2 separate regions of the Mus musculus genome follow, and region 2 is linked to region 1. The links are chromatin contacts, found by Hi-C or POLR2A ChIA-PET in ENCODE. All regions are on one chromosome and are shown on one strand. The core of a region is the stretch at or near the end of the contact, and the rest is flanking DNA. Distances in the headings are between cores, read along the strand shown. Region 1 overlaps Col18a1 (collagen, type XVIII, alpha 1). Region 2 overlaps Gm35837 (a long non-coding RNA gene).

What was found. Hi-C counts contacts between places; a loop is a spot of excess contacts on that map. ChIA-PET counts read pairs that join two places held with the same protein, here RNA polymerase II (POLR2A).
Region 2: a loop to region 1 is called in a map of CH12.LX, with 2.2 times the contacts of the local background. The contact joins two enhancer-like sites. A Hi-C loop is called at or near these places in 2 of 37 maps with a recorded cell type or tissue (CH12.LX and heart). POLR2A ChIA-PET finds 5 or more read pairs at or near these places in 1 of 5 experiments (Patski).

Annotation. Positions count from the first base shown.
Region 1 is chr10:77,129,031-77,132,014 of GRCm38, forward strand. All of the region lies in intron 2 of Col18a1 (collagen, type XVIII, alpha 1), which reads right to left. Among named protein-coding and RNA genes, the nearest start is that of Col18a1, 36 kb to the right of the region's middle. Within about 2 kb of position 1,606, at least 2 of the 3 ENCODE cell types and tissues checked have a DNase peak (open chromatin) inside an H3K27ac peak, as active enhancers do; they include heart, where a contact is called at or near this core.
Region 2 is chr10:77,219,955-77,223,057 of GRCm38, forward strand. The region is part of intron 1 of Gm35837 (a long non-coding RNA gene); the gene reads left to right. Among named protein-coding and RNA genes, the nearest start is that of Gm40704, 10 kb to the left of the region's middle. Within about 2 kb of position 1,302, at least 1 of the 3 ENCODE cell types and tissues checked has a DNase peak (open chromatin) inside an H3K27ac peak, as active enhancers do; it is heart, where a contact is called at or near this core.

The sequences.
Region 1 (2,984 bases), core at 356-2,855:
GAGATTGCCAAACTGGCCCCAGGGAGTCTCAAGACCTCTCCCCACAAGCCTGAGAGCTACTCGGACCTTAAGAGCCCACAGCATCTCCTCTAGAAGAAACCTGTACCCTCCCAGGGCTGCTGCCAAGGGCTGCCCATGTGGGATAGAAAAGAAACACTGGCTGGGCATGGTGGTGCACACCTTTAATCCCAGTACTCGGGAGGCATAGGCAGGCAGATTTCTGAGTTCAAGGCCAGCCTGCTCTACAGAGTGAGTTCCAGGACAGCCAGGGCTACACAGAGAAACCCTGTCTCAGAAAACAAAAACAAACAAAAGAAGGAAAGAAGGAAAGAAGGAAAGAAGGAAGGAAGGAAGGAAGGAAGGAAGGAAGGAAGGAAGGAAAGAAAGAAAGGGAGAAAGAGAGAAAGAAAGAAAGAAAGAAAGAAAGAAAGAAAGAAAGACACTACTCACTCAACAGAGGCTAGTGATGAAGAAGGAAAGAAAGAAAGAAAGAAAGAAAGAAAGAAAGAAAGAAAGAAAGAAAGAAAGAAAGAAAGAAAGAAAGAAAGAAAGACACTACTCACTCAACAGAGGCTAGTGATGCTCAGCCTGGATCTACATATCACCCTCCTCAGAGTTCCCTAGAGAAAGCCTGCTTAAAGATCAGGTGGAGAGACATGGAGAGAGGGAGAGAGAGAGAGAAAGAGGGGGGAGGGAGAGAGAGAGAGAATATGATGGCACTAACTCTTTGCTAGAAAGTGACCAACCACAGGAGGTCTGGGATCTGTGGTGAAGAATTCTGCCTTCATCAGGCAACAGCTGGTGGTGGAAATTCCCATGGCCAGAATGCGGGTGAAGGTCCTTGAGAATCTGCGCCCTGGGGGCCCATTTCTGTTTTTGCACAGCTGGAAGAAAGGCTAGCCTTCCCCCCAGAGTGAGGTGCCACGCTGTGCCCGGGCCCATGGCCAACAATCTATTCTCATTTCCTACCCTGCCATCAGATTCTTTGAAAAATTTGAGATGACTCCCAAGTCCAGTTGAGTATGTCACTGAGGTCACAGCAGCAGGGGATTGGGAGAGACAAAGGTCCCTAGCTTCTGTCAGCTCTGGACCCCAGCCTGATCCACTTCCTCCCAATGGCAGCTCAGAAACCCACCTGTGGCCCGCCAAGCCACACCTGGCAGCTGGCTTCCTGGCTCTTCCCCAGCTGTCTCACCAGGTGGCATGTGGTCAAGTAACACAATAAATTCTACCCAGAATCCATGGAATGCAATTAGGGAAGAGCAGAGATGCCAAAAAACCAAGCTGTGCGGCAGGACTGGACTACCCCCACCCCCACCCCCCATCTCCTGCAGCCTGGAAGCCAGGTGGCACCCCAGATCAGCTTCCCACCAACTCTGGGCTACTGATGACATGGGGAAAGAAACAGGTGAGTGGCCCAGGTTCTCACTCAAACGTTTCCCAGAGCCTTTCTCTGACTTTCACCCACACTGCAGAGGATACAGATTCATGCGGGCCATGATTCACTCGACAGGATTTAAAGCTGAGCTGCCAAGGTGAGTAACTGCTGAGATCCCTTCAAAGTCGGGCTCTGGCATCCTGGAGTGTGCCAGCCTCCGTGTGTCCACCAAGGCAGGCACTCCAGGGAAACACTCTGATTCTGCTAAAGCCTGGACTTGTCTGGCAGCCAAGACTGTCAGGACATGGTCTCAGACGAGGTGCTGGCCACCAGAGGGAGCCATAGATCCAGCTTCCTTAGCCACTAGAGGGAGCCATAGACCCAGTTTCCTTAGCCACTTGCAAGCAAGCTCTTCTAAGGAGCTCTTTGTGGTATGATACTGTATCAGGAAAGAAATTTATATACAGTAACTCTGAGCGAGAGAATAACTTCTCAGCCCACAATCGGCACATGGCACCTCTGTCCACACCTTTGCTCTTACTTACATTCGTGTGCACATGAGCGCACGCCCGCGCACACACAAACACACAAGAGGAGCCAATAGGCATAAATGGAGCCTGTCCCCTACGGTGCCCTGTTTTACAGAGGTGTCAGGCCACCCTTATGTGGGCAGCTCCAGTCCCACCAGCAGCCTCTAAGCCTCTTCTCTGTCTGCATCACTAGGTGCTTGCCTGGTCCTGCACCATACAGCTACAAACAGATGATAACGTATTATATACTGTCTCCTGGTGGGTAGCAAACACTTCCCTTTCGTGTAATGCAAACCCCATGAGTGGGGGTCCTGGGGTGAAGGGTGGGGAGCCCAGAAACTGGACAGCAAGGCACAGAACAGCGTGACTCTGCCCTATGTTCCACACTGGGAGTGGATTTTCCCTCTACACCAATGCTGGAGAAGAACCCAGGCCTCCCACCCACCCAACCAGGTAAATTTGCTCTGTCCGAGCCATAGCTATGTCATATGGGTCAGAAATGTCTTTTCCTCCGTGAGAACAATACCCAAGAGGCCTGCCATCCTCAGAAGCTATGGTTGCTGAGCCTTACAGCAGCAATTAATCTACAGGTGGATGTAAAAGACACTGCCGACCTCTTCACCCTGGAAGCCAGGGATACGAGGTAGCCTAACCCCTGGGGCTCTCTTAGGGAGAAGAGGAGTTCAACCTGAGGGACTCCCCGCCATGCTAGTCTTCAGAGCGGAGCCAAGGAATTACAGGGGTGAGTGAGCGGCTTCCAGAGTCTAGGAAAGCCAGAATGGTTTTCCCAGCAGGAACCTGCCTGTTACATTTCCTGACTACTGTAGCCAGTCGGACACATTTCCTGCTTCCAGCTGGGTACTTGTCTTAAGCCAAGGATTCTTGCTGGCTTATTAGAGCAGCTTCAGGAAGCCCAGTCTTACCTGTGGAGGTTCACAGCAACTTTGTAGCTTTGACCTATCTCTGGAATCCAGAGTTTCTGTGCATGCCTCAACCCCTCACTGCCCCCACCACCCCACCCCTGCCTGTCCCTGTGATCCTGCTGTCTTCTGAGGCCTCATCTGTAAGGTCTTCCT
Region 2 (3,103 bases), core at 52-2,551, 91 kb after region 1:
GCGTGAGAGATTTATTTTATTTTATTTTTATGTGTATAGGCATCTTGCCTGCATGCATATATATGCGCATCACGCACATGCCTGGTGCCATGGATTATTTGGAACCAGAGCTACAGACAGTTGTGAGCCACCAATTGGGTGCTGGGAATTGAACCTGGATCCTCTAGAAGAGCAGCCAGTGAGGCTTCCAACCGCTGACCCTTTTCTTCAGTCCATCTTAAAGGGTAGTTCTGGAGATTTTTCTCCCCTCTCCAGAGAGTGTCTACAGGGAAGGCTGGTGCTGATGCAGCCAGTGAGGCTGTGCCACAGGCAGGCCACCGTCCCTTGGCAATGCCCAGAATCCCACTAGATCCCCTAGGTCCCCTTGATCAAGCTTCTTCCCCAGCCTGGGGAGACACCAGAGAGCCCTCGGTGGAGGGCAGTGAATCACAAGTTAGCCCTTCCCTAGGTGCGCAGAGCAAAGCACCTGCCCTCTGCAGAGACGCCTGGCAGGATGAAGAACATTCATTCTCCGTGAACTATGTTCTCCTGTGCTGATACGATTCGATCAGAAAGAGAATCTATGTAGAAGGCTATGCCCAGGATACCACAGAGGAAGACATCTCAATAGTATAGACACTTTCACTTAGGAAAGTTGGCACACTTGTAAAATGTGGCATATCCAACAGAATAAGAATTTTTTTTTTAATTGTTTCAGCCACGAGTGGTGGCACACACATTTAATCCCAGCACTCGGGAGGCAGATGCTGGCGGATTTCTGAGTTCGGGGCCAGCCTGGTCTACAGAATGAGTTCCAGGACAGCCAGGGCTACACATACAGAGAAACCCTGTCTTGAAAAACAACAAAAAACAACAACAATAAAAAATTGTTTCTTTGAAGACAGGGTCTCATGTAGCCCAGGCTAGCCTCAAACTCCCTGAGTAGCTAAGGATGGCCTTGGATTTCTTAGCCTCCTTCCTCCACCTCTCAAGGGATGGGACTAAAAATCTTCAAGGATAACTAGGCAAGGCTTTCTTCCTTACAAGGAGAGCAGAAACATTCCCCTTCCTCTCTCTTTCTCTCCCCACACCCCCTCCCCATCCTGTGACCGGAACAGGTATGGAGGGTAGGACAGAGGGCCACCTGGTCCCACCTGTCAAGCCTCCGCACAACTCCAGTTCCTTCCCACGAAGCTTGTCTTACTTCTCAAAGGGAGCAGGCAAGGCTGTCTGACACCTCTGTTTGAAAGATGCCTGGCAGAAATGAGCGAGTGAGTGTGCAAACTCGAATGTACAGGAAAAGCACAGACAACCTCCCTCACCTCCCTCACGTTCCCCGTGAACTCCAGTCCATAGCGCCAGCGAATGGTGTTCTGAGTCAAAGGTTCCATTAGGGTGTCAGCTTCCACCCAGAGGAGGAAGTTCTGGACGACGTGTCTGTAAACTCAGATAAGATAGGGTTGGACAGGCTGCTCTGTGGACGAATGCCTGGAGATTGAACAGTGGCTGCTTGTGAAAACGCTTCCTTCCAAGGCTAATATTTTCAGAAAGGAAAAAATATATATAACAAAGGTTATGACTGTTACATTTTAAATCTTGACGAGGCCCTGTTTGATCATTAACCTGCTAAACAGGACCACACTACTGGTCACAAGTCATTAGACATTTGTCCAGCCCCACAGAGTGTGGGACAGGGGGCAAATCTGAAGGTATTCCACGGGGAATAACAGATCCATTAAGAAGAATAGATCCGTATCCGCTTGGTGCTGTGCCTTCTATGGATGGGTGGGATGATGAAATGGGTAATCATTGGCATGGAATGAGTTTCTATAAACCTGAAACTGCCCTTTAAAAGAAAACCTACTAACTTAAAAAAAAAAAAAAGGCAGAGAACTCCATCCACAGTCGCCTTCTTCAATAAACCTTACAGGTTTCTCCTTAAACAACGTCAGTCACCTTGAAGATTCCCATGCACAGTTTTGGGAGGGCTGGTGCTTCCGGTGTTCTCTGGGTGGCTGCTGTGTTTCTGGGTGCTACTGAGCATCACATAAGAAAGCATACAGGAGGCTTTCTTCTGAACAACCTGCTTCTCTTCGGTTGGCCATGGCAGTTGCTGTAAAGACCCCTTCTACAGCTCTTTACTTGAAAATTGCTTGCTTTGGGGCTGGAGAGATGGCTCAGTGGGTAAGAGCACTGACTGCTCTTCCAGAGGTCCTGAGTTCAAATCCCAGCAGCCACATGGTGGCTCACAACCATCTGTAATGGGATCTGATGCCCTCTTCTGGTGTGTCTGAAGATAGCTACAGTGTACTCACATAAATGAAATAAAAGAAGTCTTAAAAAGAAAAGAAAATTGCTTGCTTTAACCTGCACTTTTAAAAGAGGATATCCCTAATGATATTAACTTGAAAAAAATCCCATTATATTCTTATTGGATCTCATAGCAGCACAGATGTTCTCTAAGTCCTTTGTAGTTGTAACCAAAACAGTAGCCCGGCAGTGGTGGCACACACCTTTAATCCCAGCACTTGGGAGGCAGAGGCAGGCAGATTTCTGAGTTCGAGGCCAGCCTGGTCTACAGAATGAGTTCCAGGACAGCCAGGGCTACACAGAAAAAAACCTGTCTCAAAACAAAAACAAAAACAAACAAACAAAAAAGACCATAACAGTAAGGAAGAAAAGCCTGTCCAGTTTAAAGTCTGAAGTTCAAAACCACCCTCCTCACTGCTGCAGGTCACGGTGCTGATAAAAGCAACTTAAGGGGTGAAGAATTGATTTTGACTTATAGTCTGAGTTGATCTTGGAGAGAAAGTCACAGCAACAGGAGGCAGGTCAGCTGGTCTCATAACATCCATAGTTTAAAAGAAATGTAGTGAATGTACGTGTTCAACCTGCTTTCTCCATTTTATAGTCTAGAATCCCTGCCCAGTCGATTGTGCTGCTCACAGTGAATGGGTCTTCCTGATAGAATTAACCTAATCAAGACAATCCCCAACAGGCATACCCAGAAACCCTCTCTCCGGCGATTCTGTATGTCACCAAGTTGTCTTGTTAAGGGTAACCACCACGCCAGGTACCTCAGACACTCCTGAGAAATCATTGTCTTTGGACACAGAGCTTCTCA